2 separate regions of the Homo sapiens genome follow, and region 1 is linked to region 2. Evidence: chromatin loops called from intact Hi-C (ENCODE). Cell type or tissue: heart right ventricle. All regions are shown on one strand. Each heading gives the region's core, and the rest is flanking DNA. Links, peaks and the distances in the headings are about the cores only. Region 1 has its middle 140 kb from the start of LINC01648. Region 2 has its middle 230 kb from the start of LINC01648.

Region 1 (15,177 bases), core at 6,101-11,100, 95 kb before region 2:
GTATTTTGCGGTCCAGGGCCTGGCCTGCTCGCCCCAGTCTCCTCCCTTTGCTATCTGGGCTTTTTACACATACTGGAACTAGAGGCTCACCCTCAAGCACAGCCAAGTGAGAACTGATGGAAGAGTAACAGGCTCTACAGTCTCACTCTCTGAATGCCAAGGGACTTAATTAGACGCCCAGCATCTGATGGCAGATTGGTTTTCCTAATAGGCTCCAGTGAGAATCCAAGGAGAGAGGCAGGCTTGGGTGGCTTCAGAAGAGATCAGCTCATTCCATCCAGAAGAGAAGAGAGACAGCAGCTACCCCAGAGGGTCAGGAGTGATGAGCAAACCCCAGCCATTGGTCATCACTCATTCCACCGCAGATTGGCAGCTGGGGGCCTAAGTGAGTTGGAAATGGACTTGGTGGTAGCAGAGAAATTATATCTCTTGCTGCACCAGGGAATAAAAACATGTCCATTAGGTTGATCGATCCCATCGTCTAGAGAAGGAAAATGAACTTCGTAAAGTTGACTAAGTAGATGTGCTGGGGGTGTCTCAGAGCTGGGACTATAGTCAGGGGTGGCAGCTTCTGGTGAAGGACTCCGCCGGCTTTAATTGTGCTGCTCCTCCTGCCTTAGGTCCTCAATCGGGTGCACCTGGTTCCTGTGTCCACGTGCAGGGGCCATGCCAGCCAAGTGGAACCAAGACAGGCCCAGGCCCTGTGACAAGAGGGGCTCTGGGCTGGGCACAATTTTCCTGAGCTGTCCAGTTAATGTTAACTTTGGTCTGCTAACAATGAAGGGTGGAAACGCACCACAAACAGGAAAAAAAAAAAGATGAAAAACTGGAAACAAGTGGTCTCCCTTTCCATCAGGCAAGGAAAAGGCCACAGCACCAACCTCCTCTTTCTGCTGAAGGTCTGAAATATCATGAAGTAAATACAGGGCTGGGCTCTGAGGACAGGCTCGACCTCGAGCAGGACCTGCGTGTCTCTGCATTTATGCATTCCTTCATTCACTCCTCCCTCCATTCACAAATGTGTATTAAGGCCAACCGTGTGACAGGCTCGGCCCCCAGCCCTAGTGATATTGCAGTAGACAAGAGAATTTTCCTGCCTTTATGCAGCTTACACGTTAAAAGGGAGGAACAGATAACAAATATAATAAAGAAGTAAATGTGATGTAAGAACTAAGGCAAAAGGAAAACTAAAGCAGGTTCAAGGGAGTTGAGAACACAGAGAGTGCGGGCAAGATGAAGCACTGCAGAACATGGCCACAGCAGGCCTGGCTGAGAAGATGACATTTAAGGACAACTGAAAAAAGGTAAGGAAGTTGGCCATGCAGATGGGAGAGGCACCTTCCAGGCAGCAGAGGCCACTGTGCCAAGGCAAGACAGGAGTGCTCCTGGAGCGTCGAGGAAGAGCAAGGAGGCTGGTGTCGATGCAGGGGAGGGGAGGCAGGGGGAGATGAAGGGGAGAGGAGGAGGGGCAGAGCAAAGTCACACTGAAGCTCCAGAGAGGACAGGGCTCCATAAGCCTGACTAACATAGAGAGCCCTGGAAGGGTTCCCATGCAGTGGAATGACGTGACATGATGAGACTCATGGACAAAGGAGGGAGCAGGGAGACCACTCAGGAGGCTACTGCAGCTGTCCAGGCACGAGGTGGTGGCCCAGGTATGGCACGGCCCAGGGTGGTCAAAATGCAGGGGGTGAGACGGGAATAAATTCTGGACACAGGTTGAAATGGAGCCGACAAGCTCTGTGGATGGGTTCATTGTGGGATATGAGAGAAACACAGGAATCAGGGTTGACTTCTGAGTACTGGAAGGATTAGACTGTTATTACATGAGACGTGGAGGCCAAATGCTATGCGTCAAACTCCTTGAAAGGCCTGGCAGTAACCTTTTAACTGGTGTGAGGGGAGGTGTCGGCAGACTGGCTGCAAGGGACCCAGTGCCCTGATTCAGCATGGCAGAGGGAGAGGGGCCGAGGAGACCTCAGGCTGGCAAGCCGTTACCATGGTCCACGCCTGGTCTCCCAGATACCACTGAGATGAAGAGGCCTGTGGAAGGAGCCGGGCAGGGTGGATCCCCAGGTCACAGCACACAGAGAACCTGTGGCCTTATGTGATTTTCCTAGAGCCATGCTAAACTCTTGCTTGACAACTAAAAATGGAGGGGCCCTTACTTCCCTCCCTTTGACAAAGAAAATGACACATTTGGGGTGACAAATCCAAATGCAAGCAAAGGACTGTCCTGCTCGCTGCCTCTTCTACTCCAACAAATGGCCAGCTCTATTCAGAAATAAATAATGGCCAGCAAGAAACAAATGCAGGAGCTAGCACACAGAGCCAGGCCTCCCAAAGGAAAGAGAAATGAGAGAAAATGCATAGAATCAAAAGGTAGACGAGGGACTTACTTTATACAAGAAATTGCCCAAGAATCAGAACAAAAGTTCAGAGAAGCTAGCATGAAAACTGAACACAAAACAAAACAAAAAACTCAGAGCCAAAGGGCTCAAAGAAGAGTTATTGATGAAAATTACAGAGAGAGAGATGAAAATGGAGTGGCATATCTTAAGAAAGAAATGAAAGAAACTATAATGAAAATATTACAGAGGTGAATGCCATAAAATCAGTAACAGTGAGTAAGCATGAATGGAAATTCCATCAGCGAAGCAGAAGAAAATCAGCTTCAGAAAATCATTCAGCTCCAAACAAAAAAGAGCAAAGCCAGAGAAATGAATATGAAAGCTCCTGACCGGGCATGGTGGCTCATGCCCCCATAATCCCAGCACTTTGGGAGGCCGAGGCAGAGGGATCGCTTGAGGTCAGGAGTTCGAGACCAGCCTGGCCAACATGGCAAAACTCCATCTCTAAAAATACAAAAATTAGCCAGGCATGGTGGCACATGCCTGTAATCGCAGCTATTCGGGAGGCTGAGGCAGGAGAATCACTTGAACCCAGGAAGTGGAGGTTGCAGTGGGCCGAGATCATGCCACTGCCCTCCAGCCTAGGTGACAGAGCAAGACTCCGTCTCAAAAAAAGAAAGAAAGAGAGAAAGAGAGAGAGAGAAAGAAAGAAGGAAAGAAAGAAAGAAAGAAAGAAAGAAAGAAAGAAAGAAAGAAAGAAAGGAAAGAAAGAAAGAAAAAGAAAGCAAGCAAGCAGGCAGGCAAGAAAGAAAGGAAGAAAGAGAGAGAAAGAAAAAGAAAGAAAGGAAGGAAGGAAGGAAGAAAGAAAGAAAAAGAAAGAAAGAAAGAAAGAAAGAAAGAAAGAAAGAAAGAAAGAAAGAAAGAAAGAAAGAAAAGAAAGAAAGAAAGAAAAAAGAAAGAAAGAGAGAAAGATCCTCACCAGCCCTGCCCTGCAACCCAGGCACAGCATGGCTTCCAGTGGGCCATGCTCAGGACCCCCTCAAGGTGGGCTGCAGCAGTGGCATGAGGGCCACACTCAGGACCCCCATCTGTGATGACCTGTCCCACTCAGACAACACCAACATGGGTCCACTTACAGAAACTTTGTACTTACAGAACCTCACCCACTGGCCAGAGTATTTGATAGCTACAGAGGTGCTTGGAGAGCTTATGGGTCACATGATGGGTAAAATAAATGTTTCTCTCGTAGCTAGGGAAGAATTTCCCAGGCATGTCACAGCCTTCTCTGTTGTCCTGGAATTTCCATGCCTTGGTTTGGCCGCTGAACTAATGGAGGAGAATTCCAAAAGAAAGGGTGATTTTGAAATGGATCTCTCAATAAGAGCATCCAGTCATGTTTCAGTCAACATGTACATACAGTTGGGCAAACTTCATGTACAAGATCGTCTTACCATCATCAAGTACTCAACTTGCAAATGAAGATGCTTGTGATAAGAGGAAAGCATTTTCACAGAAATCTGTGATACCATTACCTCATTCTGGGAGGCCTGAAGATACTGAATAACTATGGGCAGTGGTCCTTAGGCAGGTGCTCCAGATAGTTTATAAATAACCTCATTTTCTTTAGATGACCTTTGGAGCCCTGTTAGGATAAAAAGGGTCCTTAGGTCTTAAACACATCAAGAAAATACAGGTTCTAAAGTCATTCTCATTTTTTCCATTTAGCGATATTGTATCTACTGAAGTTGTTCAATGTAATGAAATGCAACCAGAAACGCAGCTATCTAGGTCAAAAGAAGTTATTCCACTATCATGGTTCATAGTGTTAACTACATACTAGGGAAAAAGCTCTGTGTGTGTGTGTGTGTGTGTGTGTGTGTGGTGTGTGCATGTGTGTGTGTGTGTAATTTTTTCATTAAATGGGCTAGGTGCAGTGGCTCACACCTGTAATCTCAGCACTTTGGGAGGCCAAGGAAGGCAGAACACCTGAGGTCAGGAGTTTGAGACCAGCCTGGCTGACATGGTGAAACCCCATCTCTATTAAAAATACAAAAAATTAGCCTGGCTTGGTGGTGCATGCCTGTAGTCTGAGCTACTCAGGAGGCTGAGGCAGGAGAATCGCTTGAACCTTGGAGGCAGAGATTGCAGTGAGCCGAGATCGTGCCATTGCACTCCATCCTGGCCAACAGAGTGAGACTCAGCCTCAAAAAAAAAAGAAAGAAAAGAATCAAAAATGAAATGTGTAAATCTAAGATATATAATAAAACTTGTTGTTGACTCTAAGTAAAATAATGAATACAGAGAGAATGATAGACACCGAAGACAGATTAGGAAAATCTGACACATACATAGAGCTACTGAAGAAGAGAACACAATGACTGGAGCAAAGGAGGATTCAAAGGACGCCATTGTGTTCCACTAAATCAGGCTGCATTCATTAGGCACCTACTGCATAACAGGCACTGGCTCTATGCCAAGAGTACAAGTAAGATGTGGTTCCTGTCCTCAAGGAACTCTGGAGCCTGTGAGGACTACAGGCAAATATGTTGATGATTAAAACACAACTGGAGAAATACTAGAAGAAAGGTTAGGACCGTGGACCATGATTCATTGTGTCAGGTGACAGACATTGTGCTCAGCCTCTCAGTAACCCTGTAAGGTCATTGCTATGGGGAAATGTGTGACCGAGGGTAGAGAGCTGCTGGTTCAAGGTCACATGATCAACAAATGATGGAACCAGATTTTGAAACCAGATGCATCTGCTTCCAAGTTCATTCTCTTTATCTTTGAACATGCTACCTCCAGTCTTACATCAGCTTGAAAACATCCATCACCTCTGTAAGTGAAAGCACCAGTGACTATAAATCCCGGATATTTTTCAGAAGGGTTAATTATGAGGGGTTTGGTTGTTCTACTAGGGGGACATGACGGTGTACCTGTGGGATGTGCACAGGCTTTGAAGGTTTCGTTTAGGGGTGATTTCCTACCCAGCCAGAAGGGGCTTTTATAAGAAAAACAGCAAGCACATTCATCAAGCAAAGCCATGCTCCAAGGCAAAGGGTGTTTGCAAGATGAAAAATGGAGCATCCTTCAAGCTACAGGCTGGTGTCCAAGATGTGCTAAGAATTTAGAACCACAGGACAATGGGAGTGACCAGGAGAGGGGTCAAGTGGCTCAGAAAAAGGGGGAAAACAAGTTTACTAAAGAAAGAGCATTTTGAACGCCATCCTCTGTTGAAAAAAAGGGAAATGCCAGTTACTTGCCTTTGCTTTAAGTTGGCCTAAGGGGTTTGGCCCCGCCTTGCTCAGGCCATCTATTGCAGCCTTAAGGCCCGAATGTAGAATGACATGAGGATGCTTGTGTTGGAGCTGCCGAGTGGCTGTGCAAATATAATATCCAATAGTGCTCCAAGCCCAGCACTGAGCCCCTGGGAGTTTGCCTAGGATATTTCTCTAAGGCTTTGTATTATTTTTTAAAAACAGCAAAAAAAAAAAAAATAGCATTTATCTTTTAGCAACATCAGACTCTTGCCTGCTTCTAGTGCTCTGTGCCTGTTGCCTCTAATGCTGAACTGCAGGTTCCTAAGTCTCCCGAACAAAGTTTGGGGGCATCTTCGGAAAGGAAGCAGTGAAGGGGACGAAGGAGCAGAAACAGAGTAAACAGAAGTGAGAGCTGGGGGAACCACGGTCACAGATGAACAGGAAGAGAGCTAGGGTGGGAAGCCGTCAGGAGCTGAGGGCCAAGGCAGGGATTTACTGATGAGGAGTTGTCATGGAGACATAGCAAAGTGGGTCAGGAGCCTATTTGTAAAGGGCTGGGGAGTAGTTTACTGGGTTGATTAAGAAGTGCAGATTCAGGAGTTCGAGACCAGCCTAGCTAACATGGTGAAACCCTGTCTCTACTAAAAATACAAAAAATTAGCCGGGCATGGATTCGCACACCTGTAATCCCAGCTACTAGGGAGGCTGAAGCAGGAGAATCACTTGAACCCAGGAAGTGGAGGTTGCAGTGAGCCAAGATCCTGCCATTGCACTCTAGCTTGGGCAACAAGAGTGTTTCTCCATCTCAAAAAGAAAAAAAAAAAAAAGAAGTGCAGATTCCTGGGGAGCGCCGATGCCAGAGCTCTTCATCAGCCCCCAAATCCTCCCCTGAGTATCTCAGAGCCCTGCCTGTCCCCAATTCTTCCCCACCCAGCCTTCTTTCTGCCTCAGAGGGAGCTGGCTTTCCTCCTGGAATACTCTCCTCCCCTCCTGCCACTGAACGCTGGTCTGGTTTTATTTTTCAAGACATCAAGGAGGTTTACATATGAGCTCCCTGAAAATGCCCCACCCTCAGCATCCACTGGATATTACGTAGCTCTCACGTTTTCCATTTTTTTTTTAACTCCTAAGAGGTCAAGTTGCTCTTTTTTCAGAAGTATCGCATGGAGATGAAGGGGATTCGAGTGTAATTTTATCCTGTTTAAAGGTAACCAGGAGCGAATGGGAGTAAACAGACCCAAATGGAATCTGTGGCTCATCTCCCTTCCCTTTCCTGGCCCCACCCACCTGTTCTTCCTTCCCACCCCCTCAAAGGCAGCCCTGGGAGCCCCTAAGTAGGGGGAGGATTAATCAGCTAGAGCTCTTGCTGGTGCCTGCCTTCCAGAAATCCTGCAGGCTGGTGAGTCTAGCACGGCAGGGGAAGTGGCCCCACCCGGTGAGCAGGACGACAGAGAGAAGAATTCACGCCTGTCCTGCCAGACCCAGGGCTAGAAGGGCCTGAGGGATCATCTCATGCCACCTGTGCACTGTCTAGGCAGAACACTGAGGCCAAAAAAGGAGAGGGACTTTCCTGGGGTCACTCGGCCGGTTGGTAGCAGAGTAAACTCTGGTCTTCTCTCCTGGACAACACTACTTCCATTCTCACGCTTTGAGGGCTCGTGGGAGGGTTCCAGGAATCTGAGATCTAAAAAGAGCCCTCTGTTGTCAATATTGTATTTCTTCGATTCTGGGACATATATTTTAAACGTTCTAAAATAAGACACATCCTTCAATGGGCAGACATTTCATTTTCTGTTTCTTTTTTGTTTTCTTCCCTCTCGAAGCTGTTATTAAATTGATGGTGTATCTTCTGATAGATATCATCTTAGAGCAAAGCAAACAGGTTAACATCGAAAAATATTACTAGTATTAATAACTATTATTTTAGTTGATTTCTGTCTTTCTAGCACCGTGTTAAATACTCAACGTGCTTTTACTCAGCTAACCCTTCCAATAACCCTATGAGGTGGGTGCAAGCATAACTCCATTTCACAACTGAGGAAACTGAGTCTTGGAGAGGTCCAGTTACTTGCTTGTTGTCACATAGTAAGTGGTGGAGTTGTGATTATACTTAAGCTTGCTGTGTGGCCTTAGAATAAGTCACCTTTCCTGCTATGTGTGTAGGGCCATTATGCCCATGAGAAGCTGTTGCTATTTAAGGAAGGTGTTTTCATTCTCTGGACCCAGGCCCTCCCCTGATGCCTCCTTAGCCACTTATACTGGGCAGAGTGCCCAAGGACAGGAGCACTAAATCCTCCTCATTCAAGTAACTCGGTGCCAACTCACTGCCAGAGGCCAGGGCCCCCCTAACAGGGAGCTTGCCCACAACTGGGAATGTCTTCAACACCTATTGACAGCTCTTCCCCCATCGCTCTGTGCCAAAGTTGAAACAGTAAAAGGTATCGATTTCCCATGACTGAGCTGGGAGGCCAAGGTGAAAGCAGGGAAGAGGTGGGTTGCGGGGGACCATGTAAGACGTCCGGTTTTACATGAAATTATGGTTCTCACTCTCCCGGTGGCATCTCTTCTGTGCCACCACGACAGACGGCTCGCTGAGAAACGACAGATTTGTATTTCATGAGGACACTTTAGTCAAAAGATCGATGATGCTTCTTGGAACCTCTCTGCTCATCCATGGGGGAGGGTGAGCCTGGTGAGAAGCCTGCAAAGACCCAGCTAAAATTAGGCAGCTGCCGACAGACACCCAGTTCACAATCACGGAGCATCGATTACAAAAATGATGCCGGGCTGACGGGCTTTAATCGGCCTCCGTGTTCTGTCTTTGTAGAGAGGGACCTTTGTAATGAAGTGGCTCCCTCTCTCGGAAAATGGAGCTATTTGGGGGCAGGCTCGGGATTTGCCCGAGTGTGGGCTGGGGAAAGCCTGCTCTGTCACTCACTGGCTGCATGGCCTTTGGCATATTATGCAGTTTCCAAGTTCCTGTGAGCAACTTGGAGCAATGACAGCTAGAGTTCTTTCCGAGATATTTATATACATGATTTATCTATATGCATATATATACAAGTTTAAATGATATAAAGCCTTTAGGATCTGGCATATAGTAAGTAATCAATATATTTCTGAGTTATTCTTATTCATAAGCCACAGAACCCTGAAGTGAAAGGGAACACAATGCCAGCTCTTCTTTTTGCAGAGAAGAAAACCGAAGCCCGGGGAGGTTAAATGACTTGACCATGGTTGCTCAGCAAATTTTTGGTTAACTTGTGCCTAGAACCCAACTGTCCTAAAGCCCAGCCAAGTTCTTGTCCTGCCACAGGTTTTTTTTTTTTGTTTTTTGTTTTTTGTTTTTTGTTTTTTTTAGGCAGTCTTTCTCTGTTGCTCAAGCTGGAGTGCTGGAGTGCAGTGGCACAATCTCAGCTCACTGCAACCTCTGCCTCCTGGGTTCAAGCCATTCTCCTGCCTCAGCCTCCCGAGTAACTGTGATTAGACATGCCCGCCACCATGCCCAGCTAATTTTTGTATTTTTAGTGGAGACGGGGTTTCACCATGTTGGCTAGGCTGGTCTCGAACTCCTGACCTCAAGTGGTCCACCCGCCTCAGCCTTCCAAAGTTCTGGGATTACAGGTGTGAGCCACTGTGCCTGGCCATGCCACATGGCATCTTTAGATGTGGATCCTGGCCCTGCCCCCCAGACCCTCCTGGCCTGCTAGGCTCTGAGACAGGCTGAGCTGTTGGCGGGTAGAGAGAGACCTGTTGGAGTTGTTTCTGCTGGGGCCCTTTAACAAGCAGTCACTGTGCATAAGGCCTACTTGTCCCCCATTTGCCAGACCTGCCGGCGAGCAAGGATGGAAAGCTTTCAGGGAGTCATCTCAGAGACCAAAGCCCCTCTACTCTGGGGAAGCCCAGGTGGGCAGAGCCCTTGCAAGCTGGCTCCGGGGGTAACTTCTGCCTTCCTCCTCCTCTTTCTTTCCCCCCACTTCTTCCTTCCTCTAATCCCTCTCCGTTCCATTCTACTCCATCCCTTTCTCCACCCTCTAAGACAGTTGCTTCCTCCTTGTTTTTGTTTCTTTTCCTTCCCTCCCCCATTTTTCTGCAACCATCTCTGCCCCTGCCCCCCCCTCGCTCTACTCCCCTTTGCTGTCTCTGCTGTCCCTTCTTGCCCATTCCCCTGCCTCTATAACCCCTTCTTCCAACCCTGCCTTTGCCCTCCCTTCTCCTCTCTGCCCTCCTCCTTACTGTACCGTTTTCCTCCCTTCTTCTCCCCTTGCCCTTGCTTGTCCTATTTATTTATTTATTTATTTATCTATTTTGAGACAGAGCCTCGTTCTATCACCCAGGCTGGAGTGCAGTGGCATGATCTTGGCTCACTGCAACCTCCGCCTCCAGGGTTCAAGCAATTCTCCTGCCTCAGCCTCCTGAATAGGTGGGATTACAGGCAACGCACCACCATGCCCAGCTAATTTTTGTATTTTTTAGTAGAGACAGGGATTTACCCTGTTGGCTAGGCCGGTCTTGAACTCCTGACCTCAGGCGATCCACCTGCCTCAGCCTCCCAAAGTGCTGGGATTACAGGCATGAGCCACCGTGCCCAGCCCCTGCTTGTCCTTTTATGTCTCTCCTCCTTTGCCCTCCTTACCCCCTCACCCTCCATCTTCTTCACTCATTTCTTCCTCTTCTCTCTTCCCTGTTTCTGCTCTTTCTCTTCTCCTCCTCTTCCTTCCACAACTTCCCATTCTTCCCTCTTCTCCTATTTCCCCCTTCTTTCCTCTCCAGAGATGTTCTCTCACCACTGTGGGGAGGGCTCACATCCCCAACCACCATGGGCGCTTAAAATGGGGCCTGCAAAGTGCTAGGGCGTTGGTCCGCCAGCCTGGCGGGGCCATGCAATGCACGTGGTAGTGGAGAGAGCATCTTCGCTAAATGGTGTATCCACGCACCCACTGGGTCCTGCAGGTTTAGGAAGAGCCAGACAGCTCCCTCTCCAGCCCTGGGTTTCTCCAGCAGGGCACAGGGAGTCTGAGAGTGAGTCACAGGCTATGTGACGAAGAAGAGACATCTGAGTATCCAGAAGAGGCAAGAGTTCATGGTGAGACACAGAACACAAAATGGCGAGTGGTCTTGGCTCAGGCAGATGCAGGGCAGGAGTGAAAAACCACACAGATGGGTTACTGGGACATGTCTCATAGACAGGAAAATTGGGCATACAGAGGTCAAGTGTCCTGCCCAAGTGTCCAGAGTAATTCACTAGAGCCAGAATGAACTTGATCTCCTGGTCAGCATCTTTCCCACCATAGCTGCTTCTATGGGTGACAAATATCAAGACGCAGATAGGGGTTGGGAGAGCAGGGCCATCTGCTCAACATAGGTGCTCAGAGTGCATTAGTAAGTGAAGGCATGAATGAGTGGGAGCTTAGGGCTGTGATGTCCCAGAAATAGATGTGCAGGACAGGTCACAGTTCTGCTCTCAGCAGGGATGCTGCATGGGGAGCAAGTAGGCAGCCAACCATCAGCACCTGGGGAGGCCAAGCAGGGACACACAGGCTGCCAGGAAGCAGCATTCCCAGCCACTATCACTCAGCCTCAGCCAGCAGAGTCCACAGAGGCAACAACACAGGGAGAGCCGGTGTCAGCCCTGTCAGGATACAGCTGCTCACAAGCACGCTCATATTCACACTGCTCAGTCACTGCTGTTTTCAGTTGTCTTGATGTGTAGTAGCCGAGAAGCACATTCTAAGGACAGAGCTTGTGTTCTAATCTTTCTGCTGCACCTTAACCATCCTCTGTGTGGTCTATGCCGTTCCCTCCTCTTCACCTTCACATGTGCCAACCTTGTCACCTGACACGATGGCCATAGCCCTGTCCAGTGTGTTTGTTACATTATTGAAAAATGTCTTCCTACTGATTGGGGAATTTCCCACTTAGGAGACAGAGCCTGAAAATGCGGAAGAGGCTCTTTCCTGGTCTCCTTTACAACTTGAGTGAAGTCACATGATGAGGCTTCTGCAATCAGGTCTCCCCACCTCCCAGTCTAGACTTCGGGCCAGAAGCCCAACAGCAAGGGTTCTCCTTGCTGAGCCTATTCTGGTGATGGTGGCAAGGGTAGCAGCAGAGGCCGGAGGCTCCATGGGAAAAGAGACAGCAGGGGTTCAGCTGTAGCCTGCAGTGTCAGGTAGTGATAGTGGAGGCGGGGCAAGCTGTAGGCTCCAGGACTTGGTGGAGGAGGTTGAGACGCTGTCATCCATCGGTTGATTTGCAGCACTTGTCCTGATGCCACAGCCCCAAGCCTGACTTTCTAACTGTCTCAGTGATTTTTGAAATAACCTCTTATTGACTTAATAACAACTTATTTTGCTTTCGTCATCCACAATCATTTTCTGTGGCTTGCAATAACCACCCTGACTGACACGCCACCACTCTGTTCAAACACTCCCTACCCTAAGGACCAAGTTAAAATGATGCCTCCTCCTGGGAGTCTTCTCTGATTCCCACAGCTAGAGGTATTGGTCCACTTCACTCACTTTGCCCGTGGTTCCATCTGTGCACTGGAGCTCCTGAGGGCAGCAGCACAGCAGAGTCATCTCCTACAGCCCAGGCAGGATCACAGTTAAGAGCATGGACTTGGGGGCCACTTCCTGGGTTTAAGCCCCAGCTTTGCTGCTAATTAGCTGTGTGACCTTAGGCAAGTTACTAAACCTCTCTGTGTCTCTGTTTGCTCATCTATAAAATAGGGGTGACAGCAGCACCTACCTCCCAGGATTGCCGAGAGGATTATTACATGTGTCCATATAATAATGTCCTGTCCTAAACTCACATTGTGTGACTTAATTCCCTGCAGGATGGCCCTTCAGAGTGTGTCTGTCGTTCCTGCTGGTGGCTCACAGAACATCCAGTGTTACCCACTCTTCCACTGCGCCCAAGCCCTCTGACCATAATCCACACTGTGCCCCTCAATGGCCCGAGTCCGCTCTGTCTCCCTGAGGCTCCTCCCATGCCCTCGCTTATTGCTGTCCCCATGTAGCTGCCTTGCCCTTTTCTGTCACCTGCACCATCGCTGGCCTCTTAGCTGATCTCTTTGCAGCCAGAGCCTCAGTCCCTGTTCACCTGCACCCAAATTCCTTCCTCAAACATGACAACCCTGAGCACATCCTCCTGCTGTAATGGAATGGGCTGATGAGTCCCTACGACCCACAGGTTAAATGCAAAACCTACAACCGGCATTCCAGTCCCCTCCTGCTCTGATTCCTGTGGCTCCTGGCCTCCTGTACAGCTTCCTCCTCCCCGCTGCCACACAGCTGTCCTGAACACCTCCAGCTCCATGACCACGCGGCTCTCCCTCCTCAGTACCTGGGCCTCTGCAGGACCCCTCAGCCCTCAGTGTCCTCCCCCTTCTCTGTCTGGTGAGTTGCACTTCTCCTTTAGGACTCAGCTCAGAGGTGACCTTGAGAGGTGACCTTGACCCCTGCTCCACACCCCCATCAGGGTAGGAGTGTCCCCTCTCCTCAACAACAACCTTTACCTGTGATGGTTCGTGGGTCCCCCCATGTATGAGCCTCTGAGAGCAGTGCTCCGCCAGGGGTCTGCAAAGTAAGATCCAGCCCCCAACTATGCATCAGGTGCAGAGTCTCAAAAGCATTGCAAACCCAACACGTACAAGCCCAAGATCATAAACTCTCTGCATCCTCCAAACCCAGCTCTTCTCCAGTCTCCTCACCCTGTAAATAACACCTCCATCTGTCCATGCAGTGGCCCCGGCCAGGAGCCTGGGTGCTGTCCTAGGCACCTCCTCTCCTCCCTCACTGAACCTGGCAGCCAAGCCTGTCCATTGACCCCTAATGCCTCTGAGCCCATCCTCTCCTCTCCATCTTTGCAGTAGGATCCTTTGTTACAGACACTACTAGGACCCCACTCTCCCCTTCAGAGCCGATTGTGAGTGATTCACACTCAGTCCTTCGATCCAGACTCTAAGATGTCTAAGGACAAAGCATCCAGCTTTTCTTCACCACCAAGTTCTCACTCCCCTGAGCAGGGTCTGGCACGCAGCAGGTGCTCACTAAACATCTGCTTACTGAATGCATAAATAAGAGCTACTGCTCAGTAAGCACCTACTATGTGCCAGACATTGTGCTGAACACTTAATTGCATCAACTGGTTTGTTCCTCCCAAATCCTAACATAATCTTCATTACATAGAGTAGAAAACTGATCAGATCACTTGAACCACTTGAACTGAGGCTCAGATCACTTGGGAGGTGGAAGTTGCAGTGAGCCAAGATCACTGCACTCCAGCCTGGGTGACAGAGCAAAACTCTGTCTCAAAAAAAAAAGAAAGCTGAGGCTCAGCACCGTAAGTCACTTACCCAGAATCCCACAGCCAGTCAGTGGCACAGCCGGGTCTCAGAGCCCAAGAGCCTCTGACATTTAACTGCGTCATTTCTATGCTGCCGAAATACAAACCCACACTGACCCCCACCACAGAGCATAATGGTCTGCATCATGCTTGTCCTTCCCCATCAGGCTGGAGCCCCTGAGGGTAGGCACCCTGATTTTTAAGCCCACATGCCCCCAGTTCTGGGCCTCAGGGCTTCCTAACCATCCTTGGTTAATAAGGGAGGCGAGAAGGAGGATGTGCCTGGAGTTCCAGCTCACCGGTGCTTGGCTGGTCCGGAATCCCGATGGTGTGTAGGCTGTTGCTGCAGGAAGGACCCCAGGAGATGTCAGGAAGACAGGGAGCTCCCCTCTGCCCTCAGCTTTTGTCGATGGGCCAATGTTGTCACAGGGTAAGCTGGACTCTGGGGGGCATCTACACCAGCAAAGCTACCCAGCCAGGGGTCCTCAGACCCTGATGCTCAGTAGCACCAGCATTCTCACGACTAGATGCCCCTAAAGACCCAGCAACAGGCAGAAGAGCCACACTGGCTTCACTGTCCTCAGACCCTCCAAAACCAACCTATTCACTCTTCAATGAGGAGCCCAGGGCATGCACACACAGGACTCAGGAGGGGACCCAAATCACACTGGTTATGAATTTCTAATCCCCTTCCAAGGCTCCAGCGTCCTCGGCAAACACAGAGCCACAGATCAGAGCCTCCTGCATCCCCCATGGGCTCCTTTCTAAATCAACAGATGAGAAATCAGGGGAGCCAACCAGGTGGGCCAGAGCGCTGGGCGGGCCTGCAAGAGGCAGATGGAGGGTGGATGGTCTTGGGGATGAGGCTGCTCGCTGTGGAACTCAGGTCAATAAGTGCTCTTTGCTGGGCAAATTTTACCACCATGAGCACCATGTGGCCATGGGTGACTCAGATATGGGGAAGAAGCATCTTTGCCAGCTGTTAAGAGACCCACTGGGTGGGCACCCATTGCCAGGGCTGGCCAGGACCCAGGAATGGATCCCAACAGGCCTGGGTTTGAGTCTGGCTCTGCCATCCCCAGATGGAGTGGACTCGGGTGAGTCTCATCACCTCTCAGAGCCTCAGTTTCCATACCTGGATTGGTGTGCGTGGGGTAGGAGGGAGCAGGGCAGGAGCTGGGCCTTGCAGGTCTGGGTCTTTGCTTTAAGAGCAGGGGGAG
Region 2 (15,177 bases), core at 6,705-11,704:
ATGTGCAAAAATATGAATCTTGGCCAGGCACTTTGGCTAACACATGTAATCCTAGCACTTTTGGAGGCTGAGATGGGAAGATTTCTTGAGCCAAGGAGTTCAATACCAGCCTGAGCAACATGGCAAAACCCTGTCTGTACCAAAAAAAAAAAAAACCACACACACACACACAAAAATTGGCCCAGCCTGGTGGCATGCACCTGTAGTCCCAGCTACTTGGTAGGCAGAGGTGGGAGGATCACTGGAGCCCAGAAGGTCAAGGTTGCAGTGAGCCATGATCACACCACTGCACTTCGACCTGGGTGACAGAATGACACCCTGTCAAAAAAATAATGAAAAGAATCTTGATTCATACCTCCCACCATTTACAAAAATTAACTCCAAATTTATTATAGGACTAAATACAAAACCTAAAACCATGAAACTTCTAGAAAAAAACCATGAGAAAATATATGTGACCTTGGGTTAAGCAAAGGTTTGCTAAATGCAACACCAAGAGCACAACCATACAAGAAAAAATTAAAGAATTGGACTCAATCAAAATTTAAAACTTCTGCTCTTCAAAAAAACAAAAGGAGAGAGAGAGAGAGAAAAGCCACAGACTGGGAGAAAATACTCACAAACCATATATTTAATAAAGGCCTTGTATTCATAATATGTACAAATTTTGAAAACTCAATAATGAGAAGAATAGCAATTCAATAAAAAGTGACCAAAGATTTGAACAGAAACTTTACTAAAAAATACAACAAAGAAGACAAGTAAGTAGACGAAAAGACATTCATTGTCATTAGACATTAAGACATTCATTGTCATTAGACATTAGGTCAAATTACCATGACTGAGTGTTGGTGAGGATATGGAGGAACTAAAACTTATACACTAGTGCTATATACTGCTTTGGGAGATGGCACATATGTTAGTGTCTTAAAAACTTAAAAAACATGTATCTGCCATATGATCCAGTCATTGCACTCTGGTATTTGTCCCAAATAAAGGAAAGCACTTTCTATACAAAGGCTTGTACACAAATGTTCATAGCAGTTTTATTCATAAAAGCCCCAAAACTGGCAACAACTCAAACGCCCATTAACAAGTGAATGGATAAACAAACTGTTGCACATCCATACACTGGAATTAAAAACATAGTGAACGAATGATATACACAACAACATAAATAAATTTCAATATAATTATGCTGTGTGAAAGAAGTCAGTCCGAACAAAAGAGTGGACACTGCATGATTCCATTGATATAAAATTCTAGAAAATGAAATCTAATCCATAGAGACAACAAGCAGATCAGCAGAGGGCAGTTGATAGGGGTGGATTGGGGGGATTACCAAGGGGCACAGGGAAAGTTTGGGGTGATGGATTTGTCCACTATCTTAATCGTGGGGATAGTTTCATGGGTGTATATGTATGTCAAACATCAAATTGAACATTTTAAATAGGACAGTTCATCATGTATCAGTTATACTTCAATCAAGCGGTTAAAATATATTAAAACAATTTAAAGGGGAAAAAGTAACTCCAGCTGTCAGCTGCCTTTAACAGGTCGGTTCTGCTGGACCCTGCGCCCCTGCACCACCCTGGCTTGGGCTCCTGGGCCTGGCATGTTGGCCACCACTTCCTATGTCTTGTGGACAAATGTACCCCACCTCCTCCAGGTCTCATTCCAGGAAAGTCACTTCAAATTCCACAGATGTGATTACGGAGCAGGGCAGGGGAAATGAGCAAAGCCCTCAGAGCACAAGACAGGCCAAGTCAGGGCGCAAGAGCCTCGGAAACAGCAAGAGGTGGGTGACAAGTGTCATCTTACTGCTCACTCATGCCCTATGATTTAATATAGTTTTGACATTTCTCCAGCTGAGTGGCAGCAAGAGCTGCAGCTGCATGAAATCGGGGGATAAAAGTCGGAGCAAAAGGCCTGAAACCTTGGATCCCTGTCATTTTGCCACCAGCTCTGCCAGAGTCCAGCTGGCACGGTACTGGAGAGTGAGAACAGGAACAGAGAGAGAGAGATTGAAAATCCCAAGAAACTGCTCCTTCCTTGAGAGTCCACTGCTGTTTCTTTGGCAGACGGGGCATCAGGAAGAAGCCATCCAGCTGCACAGAGGAGACCCCAGGCTGCTGGCAGTGGAGCCTGGGGGCTGCAGTCCCAAGCACTGAGCACCTACTATGTGCCAGGCCAGGGCAGGCCCCAGGGATGCTGCAGTAAACAAGACAGATGAGGCCCCTGCGCCCATGGACAATCATCCTGATGATAATAATAATGATAATAAAGTAACAGTCCCCTGTGCCTGGCACCGGGCTAGGTGCTCCACTCTAGTGGTTCCCATGCAGGGGCCATGCTGCCCCCGAGAGGAAATTTTTGACGCATCTGAAGACATTTTCAGTTGCCATATCCGGGGGTGGGAGGTGCTACCGGCATCTAGTGGGTACAGGACGGGGATGCTGTTGATCACCCTGTGATGCACAGAACAGTCTCCACAATGTGGAATTATCTGGCCCAAATACCTCAGTAGTGCCCAGGCTGAGGACCCCTACTCCAGACTCATTTCTCACTTAACTCTCACAACACAACTGAGGCCCAAGTCACCTACCATGACACACCTGTGGAAAGGCAGGTTAGGACTTCAGCCAGGTCTGCCTGTGCCCCGAGTCTATACTCTGACCCACAGCATGGCGCAGCACCCCTAGCACACAACACAGAATACGCTGGAAGCCCAGTGTTCTGAGTTCAAGTCCCAGTTGATCCCTGTAAAGAAATGAGTGAGTCATTAAACCTGTCTAAACCTGAGCTCTTTACTTTGAAAATTGGGTTCATAACCCCTGGGCTGGATGAGCATAGAGTGAAGGAAAAGCTTCCCCACTGGTGGAAATGTTGGGGAAAACACACATGATTTCACGTTCATTCATTCATTTACCAAATCTTCACTGAGCATCTGATGCTGCACTGGAGATAAGCCGAGAACAAGATACAAGAAGTCCCTGCTCCCGGGGCACTTATGTTCTGGAGGATTCTGGGACATTTGGATAATCAGGCCACTATCTCCAGGAAGGCGGGGCCGTCCCCAATGGGGAAATGTTGTCACTGTCAGCCCTCTCACCTAATAGGGTTCCTGGAAGTAGATAAGAAACAAAAGCTATTTCTGTCCCTCCCAGTGACTTCTATACCCAGCACTGGGCCCTCACCCTCTTTCTCTTCCTGCAAAATGCAAACTTTATAACGTTTCATTTTTAAAAGCTCTGAGTCTCCAATGCAGTTTGAACTCCACGCTCAGCGATACTCTACTAGGTTGGTGGTGTTATTGCTGTGGCTTTCTTGTATTTTTCTTTTCAACCACCTGCCATGACATCATGTCCACACGACCTGAATTCAAGGGAGTAGCTCTTTCCTTCCCTTCTCCCCTTCATCCATCTGCACGTGGCTGCCCAGTTAATCCTCCTGGAGCCCACACATAAGATCCTGAATCCCACCCAAGCCTGTGCTGGGCCCTGAACTGTAGCCCAGGTCCAAGCCCCAAGCCGCTGCATCCCAAAGCCAGCCCCACCCACAGCTTCTGACCACCCTCCTTCGCCTCACACATTCCTCCTTGAAGACCTGGGCTTTGTCACATCAGGCAAGCCCCTGCCCCAATCTGGGCCTCAGTTTCCCCATCTATGGGATAAGTTCTAAATAGAGGAACCATCCAAACACCCACACCTTTCACTACCAACTGTGAAGACGCGACCTCCCTGACTCGTGATGGGGCTGCACTGGGCAGGACAGTGTGCCCTCCATCTGTGTCCCTGGCACAGGGCTTGGTCGCAATAGGGCAGCATGGCGCGTGGTTCTGAGCATGAAGCTGAAGTCAGACAGGCTGGGCTCAAGTCTGGACTTTGCTACCCAGGTAGTCGGGCACTTTGCTTCTAAGGCTCTCCAGTACCTCATCCCTAACATGGAGACAGCTCCTCCGAGGGCTGTTGTGAGGATCCCGGCCAGTGCCTTCTTGGGGTGCCACCCCCCACCCCTACCATCACCCCTACCCCCACCTCTTCTGGACCCGGAGATGACCCCCGCCCCGCACTTGCACGTGTTGTGTGGCCACGCCCTTGCCACAGCTGGCTGGACTGGGGCAGACACCTGACCCAAGGCAGACCAATCAGCTCAGGGTTGGCCCGAGAGCCGGACCTGGGCCCAGGGCGCCTGTAGGACCCTAGTGAGGGAAGGAAGAAGGTGGAGGGAGGGCAGGAGAGAGACAGCATGGAGCTGGGACCAGAGAGGGAGGGAGGGAAGGAGGGAGAGCGGTCCCCTCCAGTAGGCCCAGGCTCCACCAGACGTCTCCAGGGAATCAGGTCCCAGGTATGATTTAAGCCAGCCCCAGTGGGTTTCAGTCCCTCCCAGCAGAGCACCCCATTCTCTGTCCTCAATCCCCGAAGGCAGACAGGTGTCATCCTCTCCCCGCTCCTCCCCAGCCCTCTGGACCTCCTGCTGTCTTCTCTGCCGTCTTTACTGGACCCAATCTTCCCAGAGGCCAGGCTCCTGATAGGTCCTCAGTCATGTTTTCTGGAGGAATAATGGAATGAGTGACTGAGCGAGTGAGTGAGTGAGTGACAAAACCTCGGAGGCGCCCCCAACAATAGAAAGAGCCAGGGCCGAGGGGCAGGCAGAGCTGGGCTTGGGTCCTCCTCTGCTGCTCTCGACCTCCCTGAGCCCCCACCTCCTCACCTGCAGCCGAGCCCGGTGGCCACCCAGTCATTTGCCTGCTGCGTGAGCACTGTGGCTTAAGCTTTCTGTAAAATCGCTTTCATTTTAGTAGGAGATTGCAGATCTAGGCTCAGCTTCCTTCTTCCTCCTGAATATCTCGAAATGTGCCTGCTTTTAGAAGCCATGGGTGCTGGGGACAGCCAGGAGACAGGGATCCTTCCCAGCCCCCGCCCCCTGCCATTGCCCCGGTTGGGGAGGGAGAGGAAAAGAGCCTTGGTTAACCATACATGTGAGCCCAACTACTCGGGGAGAGGAGCTGAAGTTGTTTATCCGTTATTTTAAAAAATCCTTTCTGTCTACATCTGTCTTTTTCCAGTACTCAAATTTCAACCCCTACATCATGTACCACCCCCACCCCCCCTACTCTTTCCTGGGCAGGTCCGTAGACTGGCCTGCGGAGGTGCCTGGACGGTGCCCTTGTTCTCTGTCCTCTGACTCCCAAGGGCCTGAGCGCTGAGCCTCAAGAGAAGACAGCTGGGTGCAGGAGAATGGCTCAGCTAGTTCCCAGTTCAAGGTCTTTGGCAGATTACTCCATCTCCATGGACCTGAGTGTCTTCATCTGCAAAATGGGAATGATGACTTCGGAGGGCTGTGGTGATGACTTGGGAGGAAGCACTGAACCCAGCACCTGGCACAGAAGTCGCTCAACCCTGTGAGCCCACGGCTCCTCCCTGCAAAGACAGAGCAACATGAAAAATCTTTTGGAATATTTCAGTTGTAAGTAATAGAAAAGCCAACCCAAATCAACTTAAGCAAAAAGGAATTTTTTTGTGTCCAAGGTAACTGTAAAGTGTGTGGAGATTTCAGGCGCAGCCACGACACCTGCCCATATCAACAAGAGACAGAAAGACAAAGCTGAGCCTCCCAGCGCTCATCACTGTGGGAAATGGAGGCCCAAAGGCAGCCTTTCTCCTGAGATTGGGGGTAGTCACAGGGTGCTGGGCTAAAACAGTCAGGTGCATTTCCCTGGGCAGATGTGTATCTCTGGGTGGGGACACAGAGGTGCTCACAGCCAGTGCTGGGATGGCCCCTCCCAGGGCTCTGGGAAGGTAATGCTGACCCAAGGGGAATGATGCTAAGCAAGGATTCCGGGCACCCAGGGAGGCTGTTTTAAAGCAAAGAGCATTCACCTTGCTTGCAGGCAAGCACAGCCCGTGGAGAGAAAGGTGATCTTGCAGCTCAGAGTGGCAAAGCCAGAAAAACCCTTAGAGAAAGGGCTCCAGAGGCCATCAGGGCCTGGGCTGGGCCCTGGCTGCCTGACCCGCAACCTTGCCCTCAAACCATGTGCTGCCCTGTACTCAGGGACTAATGCTGTGGATAGACAGACTGGTCCTAGCCCCAGACCTCCTCCTTCTTTGCTCTGAGAGCTTGAGCTTAGCCATCTCTGTTACCTAGCTCTGGCTTGGTCCCTAACCAGGCCTCTTCCTGGGATCAGGCTTGACAGGTCCTGAGGCCCCACCCTGTTCCTGAGCCCCCGACTCCACCTGCCCCATTACCCTGTCCACCAAGATTCTCCCTTGCCCAGCATCTGCAGTACTTTGTCACAACCATGACAGTATCGGTAATAATAATAATAAATAATAATTATGGCTAACATTTAGTGAGTACCGACTATGTGCCAGCCCTATGCTAAATGTTTCTCATGGATTATCTCATTTAATCTTTTGAACAGCCCTCAGATGTAGAGATTCTGGGTTAATTTGCTGAAAATCCATTTAGCAAATATCAATTCATCAAATGACCGATTTAGCAAAAATCAATTTGTCCAATGATCCATTAGATACCCAGTGACAGGCAGATACATCAGCCCTGGTCTGGGCCTGGAAACCAGGCCGCCATTTCACCAGAGAGGCAGAAACAGAAGCAGGCAGCGGCTATGAAGGACCTGTGTCTGCGAAGACCAGGACTTCAGTGGCTGCTGTTGAAAGTGAAGCCCACCCATTTAATGAGTTGCTTTTCTGTGGATGGGCTTCCTGAGGTGTAGGAACTGAGGCTCAGAGAAGCTGGGTAACTTGTTCAAGATGACCCAGCCGATGAGTAGGTGCAGAGATCAAGAGCCACTCTTACAGCCCAGGAACTGCAGGCTCTGCTTCCACTCAGATATCCATGCTGAGGGTTCTCCTGCAAGTTGCTTCCCCTCTCCAGGCCTCATCTTCCCCATGTGTGAAGAATGGAGTTGGACCGGATTATTTTTGACACCCTCCTGGGCTGACATGCTGTATTAGTCCATTTTCACGCTGCTGATAAAGATATACCCAAGACTCGGTAATTTATAAAGAAAAAGAGGTTTAATGGACTCACAGTTCCACGTGGCTGGGGAGGCCTCAGGATCATGGCAGAGGGTGAAAGGCACATCTTACATGGCAGCAGTCAAGAGAGAACTTTTGCAGGGAACTCCTCTTTATAAAACCATCAGATCTTGTGAGACTTACTATCATAAGAATAGCATGGGAAAGACCCACCTCCATGATTCAATTACCTCCCACCAGGTCCCTCCCACAACACATGGGAATTATGGGAGCTACAGTTCAAGGTGAGATTTGGATGGGGACACAGCCAAACCGTATCACATGCTATGAAACCAAAGACAGTTAGGAACCTGCCCCAAGTCACACAGCAGGTCAGCAGGAGAGCGGCTCCTGCCCTCAGTCTCCTGCCCCCTGCTTAGGGCCTAGGCCTTCTCCTGCTGCCTCAGTCACACCCACACCCTGCCAGGACACCTCCTGAGCATTAATCTAATGGAAAGGCTATTTTTGTCACTTTGCAAGGCCAAAAACATTGCCTATGTCAGGAGATCCCCACCCTGCCCTCTCACCCACCCCTCCTCAAATCTCCAGGTCCAGTCCAAGGCCACACTGCCCCAGAAGGGCCCCTGAGTATCTCAAGCCAGGCTCATTCATCTTTTTTTCCATTAAATATCTTCTGTCTGAGCTTAGTCCTCAGAGCTCATGAGGGGATTAACCAGGATAATGCAGCTTCAGTACCGCCTACAGGCAGAGTGACAGCACCAGCTAACACTCCACTGGGCACTTACTGCACACAGCCCTGTGCTTAGCACTTCACATGGTGTGTTGACTTACTGGAGCCTCACAGCAAACCCATTTCACATTGTACAGAGATGCAAACCGAGATGAACTCAGTGTGGCCCTTGTAACAAGGCAGGACCCATCACATGGTGGGTGCTCCATAAATGTTCCTCCCCAGCCCTTCTCCACACCACCTTTATTCTGTAGACCAGTGGTTTTTAAAGTGGGGTTCCAGGAGAGAAGTGGGAAGCCAAGGCTGGAGGATTGCTTGAAGCCAGAAGCTCAAGACCAGCCTGGGCAACATAGCAAGACTCCATCTCAAAAAAATTTTTTTTAATTAGCCGGAAATGGCAACGCATGTCTGTGATCCCAGCTACTCAGGAGGCTGATGTGGAAGGATTTCTTGAGCCCAGAAGGTCAAGGCTACAGTGAGCTATGATTATGCCACTGTACTCCAGCCTGGGCGACAGAGTGAGATTCTGTCTCTAAAACAATAAAACTTTAAAAAAAAAGAAATGCAAATTGTCAGTCTCACCCAAGATGCTATGGCCTTTGAGGGCCTGGACTCTAAAAGCAGACTGACTGGCTCTGACACTTCACACTGCCATGCCTTCCAGCAAGTCACTTAATCTCTCTGCCCCTCAGTTTCTCCGTCTGTCAAAAAGAAATGATAATGAGAAAACTGAGGCTCAGACAGGTTCTATAACTTACACAGGGTGGCACGTTCAGCATTTGGTGGAGTCAGAAAATGAACCCAGGGGGGCCTGGCCCCGAGGCCTGCACCCTTCACCATTCCCTATTACCGCCTCCCCATATGGGCTCTCTCAACCTTGTAGCAGCCCCTGTTCTTATGTGTGTCTGTCCAGCCTGTCCACACAGTGGAATGTGTTGGCAGGAGGCAGCACATACCTGTGCAGGTATATGGAACCAATAGCATGCTCAGGGACACAGTTATTCCTACCCCTACACAGTTGGGCTTTGGAGGAGCAATTGAGCGTGTGCTCCTGTCACTCCCTAGATTCTAGGTGTCTGAGCAGAAACCCTGTTTGTTTAGCTCTTTGACCACACTGCTGCTAGGGACTGGTACTTGCTAGGTGCTCAGGACCCAGAAGAAAGCGTATCGCTGAACTGAGAGCAGGCATTCTCCCAGCTTCTGCATAGAACCATGTCCCACTCAGGAAGCTTGACGACGGGCAGCTCAAAGGTCATGAGGACCCAGGCTCTTAGGCACTTTCGTCCCGACTGAGGCCCTTGAAGTCCTTCTTGTGGCTTCCCAAGTGCAGGTCAGTGGCAGCAGGAGGGAGAACAGAGCTGCCTCCCCACTCTGATCGTAGGTGACCCGTTGGCTGTTGAGCCCACCTGAGACACCCAGTGGCTCTCAGGGAGCTTGCAAGAGACCAGATTCCCTCTAAGGCAGGAGGGCCTCAGAGCTGGCGAAATCCAGGTCTCCCTGTTACCTCCTGCATTTCTACCCTAGGGCCTGAGAAGCCTGCAGACATTCAGAGGCCATGGCCACCAAGCCAGGAGTGCCCTTCCTCCAGTGTCCCCGCCATGCCAGCCCCCTGCTGTCCCCATGCCAGTGCCTGCCCCATCAGGCTGCCAGACACAGAGTCAGTCTACAGCTCAGAAAACCTGTCCCACTGTGATTATCAAGGACTTGCTTCTGCGACATTGGCAGTCGCATCCTACCCGCAGTGGCCTGCCTACAGTGGGCACAGCAGCAGCTGGGTGAGTGCTGTTTGTACTCGGAAACCACCACTTTCCTCCTTTCCAGATTTGTACCCAGGACACGGAATGCTCAGCAGCACATTTTATTTTATTTGAACAAATCAACTTTCCACCATAACATGGAGAGTGGAATGTGTCCAGATATCAGTAATCTAGAAACAAAAATCCAATTCTGCAGGTTTTATTGGTCTTGCCCATGGTCACCTGCTTCCCCCCACCTCCCAGGGACCACCAGAGGCCTGCCTATGTGTTCTCAAAGCCCTGTGATTCCTCCCCCAGCTGAAGAACTGTTTTCTTTCTTTTCTTGTTTTCTCCCCAACCTCCCACCTCTCTCTCTCATCCTCCCTTGCTGATTATAATCTCTGAGAACAGGAAAACACAATTTCAGAATGGTGCTGTCTGTTATTAATTAGGATTTAGTTCCTTTATCACACAGCTCTGAGACGGAGGTTTCAAAAGAGACAAGGAAGGTGCTGGTAGTAATTAACACTTCCCTGCTCACTGGAAAACAGAAATTATTCCCAGATATGCGGGTGCGGAGTTCTTTTGAAGAAGCTTCGGCATGGGAGACGCAGGGAGGCCAGCCAGGGATTAGCAGATATGCCAGCAGGAATAGCAAGAATTCAGAGGAAAGGAGGGGACACCAACCTGAGAGGTGAGAGGGTGAGCCTTGAGGCGGGATTGAGAGGAACCTGGACAGGGGCAGGAGCCAGCCTGGACCCCTCTACCAGGACAACAGGATGCTCTGGGCCTCCAGAGAGGGAGGGGAGGTGACACACAGTTCAGATGTATTGGATTTGCAAGACTTTTCCTGGGTTTTTCCCAACTCACTTGTCCTTAACTAACTGCCATTAGTTAAGATGACCCTGTCCAACCCAAACAGGAGTGAAGGGCAGTCCTATGCAGCATTTGAGAAAACAGCAAGAAACAAGACCAGAGGGGTAGAAGAGCTGGACACAGGGGGGCACCAGACGCTGCGCCCATAGCTTTGTATTATCTTGGAGGCATATGGGGTGCCTTTGTCTGTGTGTCTCTGTGTCTGTGCATCTGTGTGTGTATGTGTGTATGTCTGTGTGTGTATGTGTGTATGTTTGTATGTATGTGTCTGTGTCTATGTGTGTGTGTCTGTGTGTATCTGTGTGTATGTGTCTGTGCATGTGTGTGTGCCGTGTTCCTTGCAGTTGAGGCCATGATTGGATTTTCCCTGTCTCTGGGGACCCAAGGGGAATCATTCTTTCTCCCAGAGCCCCTCTGAGCCTCCTTCCCAGTGGGCATTCCTGCCTGTCTGCCCCTGTCCCTGACTGGCCCCTCCTCCAGGAGCAGACTGGACACCTCCTGCTCATGTGGGTGAACTGAAATGGGTTGAGGTGAGCCGAGCAGCTCCATCCGTTCCTTCGTCCTGGTGCCTGACCCTTCCCTAGAGGGAGACAGACCCCTTTGGCCAAGGATCAAGCTGTCCTTAGCTGGGTTAAGCCTCTGTATGTGTGTCCAGATCACTTTACATGTTCAGTTCCTGGAGGAGCCAGGACAGAGCTGTGGGTGGGTCACGTGGGAGTAAATTCAGGCTCAGCCCTAGCAGCCTGATCTGCCCAAGAATGGGATAGATGGCCCTGTCAGGTAGTGACCACACCATCCCTACCAGAGTTCAAATCATTACTCAGGACGGTGAAGAGAGGGCTTCCTGCATTTCCAGGGGAGTTGGACCAAGGTCACGTCCTGTGCTGAGATGCTGATTCCACCATGTCTATTTCAACTCCACGTGTCCTGGATCATTCTGTATTTCTCAGGGCCAAGCCTGCTGTGAATGTGGTTGCAAGTCTTTCCTAGCGATTTCTTAATCCCAAGATTCTTTGGGTCTGTGATTCTATGAATGCATCTGTGATCCTGTCATTCTGGGATTTTGTAAAAGGGATAAGACTCTCCGAATCTGTGATTCAAACACTCCATTAAGGTATCTTTGAGTCTATGAAAGAAGCTCTAATTCCAAGATTCTGTGCGTCACAGATGCCATGGAAGGGACCGTGAGATCTGCAAATCCTCCACCCAAGACCCTCCCCTCTCACATTTCAGCATCTGCAAAAGGAGGGCGTCGGGCTTATCATCACCAAGCTCCTCTTAGCATTAGAATATGGCGTCCTGGTTGCTGATTCTGTGCTCCGCCATCCCCTGTCATCACCTGGCTCACCCTAGTCTCTCCCTTCAAGGATCCAGGGTCTTAGGGGGGACCAACGGTTCCAGAAGCCCCCACTCCTTCTCCACTTCCTCCTGAGCCTGGTTAACCTGCCAGCAGAGTTAGATCCTTCCCAGGAAGGCATTGGTACTTGACATCATCTGTAAACTGCTTTTAGGATTCCACTACCTATAATTTCCAGGGGACACCACTGCCTCCCAGACTGGAGAAACAGGAACGGGAAACCTCCTGGCTTCTCTCTTCTCCGGACCTGCCATCCCCCCAGGCCCAGGGCTGGCCAGTGTGGATGCATCCCTGCTGCAGCCTGCTGGGGGCTCCTCCACAGTGTTGTCTGTTATAATAACAGAAATTAATCCGTCCCTAGGGTCCCCTGCACCCGCTCCCCACAGCTGAGTGGGCTAAATGGTCCCAGGTGACAAAGCCCGTGGGGCTAGCCCCTCAGCAGGTGTACTCCCGGCTGAACAGATTTTTACCCAGGGGTATTAATTACAAGGGAGATGACAAGTGCAGCGTGGAGCCATTGGGATTTCCGGTTCGTCTTGCTCAGATAAAAAGCAACAGAAGAACCAGAAGCCAGGAGCCCGCTGTCGTTTCATGTCTGTTTATTTTTCTGATGGACTCGCCCTGCCCCGCCGTGGAGGTCTTCTTCCATATTTCCCCATTTAATTGGCTGTATTCTCAGTGGGCTCTAAGCAGCAACTGTCCTGCCAGGGTCAGTTCAGGTTTCTCTGGAAAGGAATTTGATTCCCGGGGAAGGAAAGAAATGGGAGAATAATCAGGGAGGGGTTGGAATTCTGGGAAGGGCCAGATCTGCACTGGGTCCCTCAGGATATCCCAGGGCAGCCCCCTCTCTGCCCACCCTAACTTCAGCAGCTCCAGAGCAGGAAGGTTGGGGTCCTAGGGTCACCTGCCACAGAGAGGAAACCAGAGCCCAGAGCCCCGTAGACTTGGCCATGGGAAGGACACAAGCCACTCCCATCTTCACTCCTCAGCGGCCTCCCCTGAAACAGTCCCTGAGCTGGCCAGGCCTGAGCCCCCGTGAGCTGGCAGGGAGGGCTCTGACCATCACCCTGGGGGAAGGTCGGGGAGAGGCTTCCACGGCTGTGCAGACCCAGGCTCTCGGCTCAGATACTTCCAGCCTTTTTCAGTCTGAGGCTCAGGCGCCTGGCAGGCCCTGGCACTACTGGACCCAAAGGCCTGCTGCTCCTCCCCTCTGCCTGTTTAATATGTGTCTTGACTGCTGGATGAGGGCTGTTTGAGGGCCGGGACCTTGTCTGCCTTCTTCACTGCTGAAATGCTAGAGGTCTGGCATTGGTCCTGGTATACTGTGTATTTGTAAGGAAGAAAGAGGGAAGGAGGGAAGGGAGGAGGAAATTATCTCGTTTATTAGCCACTTGCATCACTGTCCTCATGGACCTGACATTCCAGTGGGGCAGACAGACAATAAACTATAAACATAATGTATAAATAAATTAAACACAATGCTGGAGGCAGGACAGTGGGACGTGTGGTGGGCTCAGAATTAAATACGACGGTCAGGGAAGCCTCACTGAGGAAACAAAGTTTGAGCAAAGACTTGTCTTTGCTCTTATTTCATCATCACAACATCTCCATTTACAGATGAGGAAACAAAGGCTCAGAGAGGTTGACCATGAACCCAAGGTCACACAGCACGAAGTGGAGGCAGGACTTCCTGCCCACCCCACCCTGGAGAGAAGGGTTCCCCCAACTCTGCCACATTCCAAACCCCCACAGGCATTACACCCAGTGGGTCTTTGCACCAGCACTGTGACCAGGAAGTTATAATCCCCACTTGACCAGTGAGGAAGGGGAGCCATGTGAGAGTTTCAGATCCAGGACTGGAACCAGAGTTTGAAGGAATGAAAAGCCTCATTCTTCCTGACCTGCCACTTGAAAGGAAGCTACCATGAGCCCAAGGTGGGATCTTGGCAGGCTGGTGGGAGCCCAGGAACCTTCTCAGAGTGCTAGGCTCACTGCCAGATCCAGGCATCGAGTGACACCTTCAGAAAACAGGTGAGACTGAGCCAGCAATAGCATGACTCACTGTAGGAGGATTGAGGAAGGGACACCTGAGGCCTGAGCCACAAACAGACCTTCCAGGCCACAGCTGGGCCCAGAGACAGCCGAATCACAGCCACCAGGGACTCACTTGGCCAGATGAGAAAAGGCAGCTGGGGGTCCCAGGTGCTCACCCCTGGACTATAGGCACACCTTCCTCCACCGCCCAGCGGCCGCCTGTAACACGCTCAGTGCCACTCACCCACCCAGCCCAGCAAGCCTGCCAGGAGAGTGGAGGCAAGTCCTGGGCTGTTGCTTCCCAGCCTGGAGGAGAGGAACGGGGGTGACTGGCAGGTGAACTCCTCCACAGCCCCGGGTACAGAGGTCTGGGTGTGGAAGGAGAAGGGAGTCTCTCAGGGTCAAACCAAGGGCACCCACCAATCCTGCAGCCCCAGGTCCTGGCCAGCCAGACCTCTCTCCAAGTCACCTCCCCTGTTGTCTCTGGCCAGACTTGAAAGGAGGGAAGCCCCTCACCCACCCTGGGCCAAGGCGGGACAGGCCTTCAGCTCAAGGCCCAGAGAGCAGCCCATGGCCTCAGTATTGGGAGACGTGTTGTGGGGCCAGGGGCTCAGGGGACAGATAAGAATGTGCAGCCTCATCAAGCTCTGGCCTGTTTTCCACTTCCCTGCCCTGAGCTGAGGTGGCTGCCTTAGTAACCGCACAGATGTGGTGACACAGGCAGCTCCCAGCACGGCTGAGGGGACATCTCAGACCCCAGAGCCTGCAGGGTCCCAGGATGTATTAGTCAGGGTTCTTTAGAGGGACAGAAGTCCTCTCTAGAGGGGAGTTCTCTGGAGAGACAGAATATATATATATATATGTATAAAGGGGAGTTTATTAAGTATTAACGTGACCACAGGGTCCCACGATAAGCTGTCTGCAAGCTTGAGGAGCAAGGAGAGCCAGTCTGAGTCTCAAAACCAAAGAACTTGGAGTCCAATGTTCAAGGTCAGAAAGCATCCAGCACAGGAGAAAGATGTAGGCTGGGAGGCTAGGCCAGTCTTGCCTTTTCATGTTTTTCTGCCTGTTTTATATTCGCTGGCAGCTGATTAGATGGTGCCCACCAGATTAAGAGTGGGTTGCCTTCCCCAGCCCACTGCCCCATATGTTAATCTCCTTTGGCAACACCCTCACAGACACACCCAGGATCAATATTTTCCATCCTTCAATCCAATCAAGTTAACACTCTGTATTAACCATGATAAGTCCACCCTTGTCAACCTGAATCCGTACACATCTCCTGAGATCATACATAATCTTCAAATAAAGATAATAATAAGGTCAAAATTACGCCTAAAATAATACAACTTATCCTTTGTACAACCAGAAACCCACCAATTCCCCAACTCAAATACTATTCATAAAGTTAACAATACTTTAATGCTGATATGAAGTCAATAA

Evidence for each region. A loop is a pair of places that touch in the nucleus more often than their neighbours do. Peaks named below come from ENCODE experiments on the same cell type or tissue, not always from the same donor. Only the 100,000 strongest peaks of a DNase experiment are listed, where the experiment ranks them.
Region 1: a loop joins it to region 2, with 2.2 times the contacts of the local background. A loop is called at or near these places in 5 of 110 quality-filtered maps.

Annotation. Positions count from the first base shown.
Region 1 is chr1:29,893,603-29,908,779 of GRCh38, reverse strand. No RefSeq gene overlaps it. Among named protein-coding and RNA genes, the nearest start is that of LINC01648, 140 kb to the left of the region's middle. In heart right ventricle, for the core only: a CTCF peak has its summit at 8,464; a DNase peak (open chromatin) is centred at 7,879; H3K27ac peaks cover 1,642 bases.
Region 2 is chr1:29,799,383-29,814,559 of GRCh38, reverse strand. No RefSeq gene overlaps it. Among named protein-coding and RNA genes, the nearest start is that of LINC01648, 230 kb to the left of the region's middle. RefSeq lists enhancers at 3,064-4,034, 14,105-14,606. In heart right ventricle, for the core only: no CTCF peak of the experiment used is centred there; no DNase peak of the experiment used is centred there; H3K27me3 peaks cover 1,190 bases.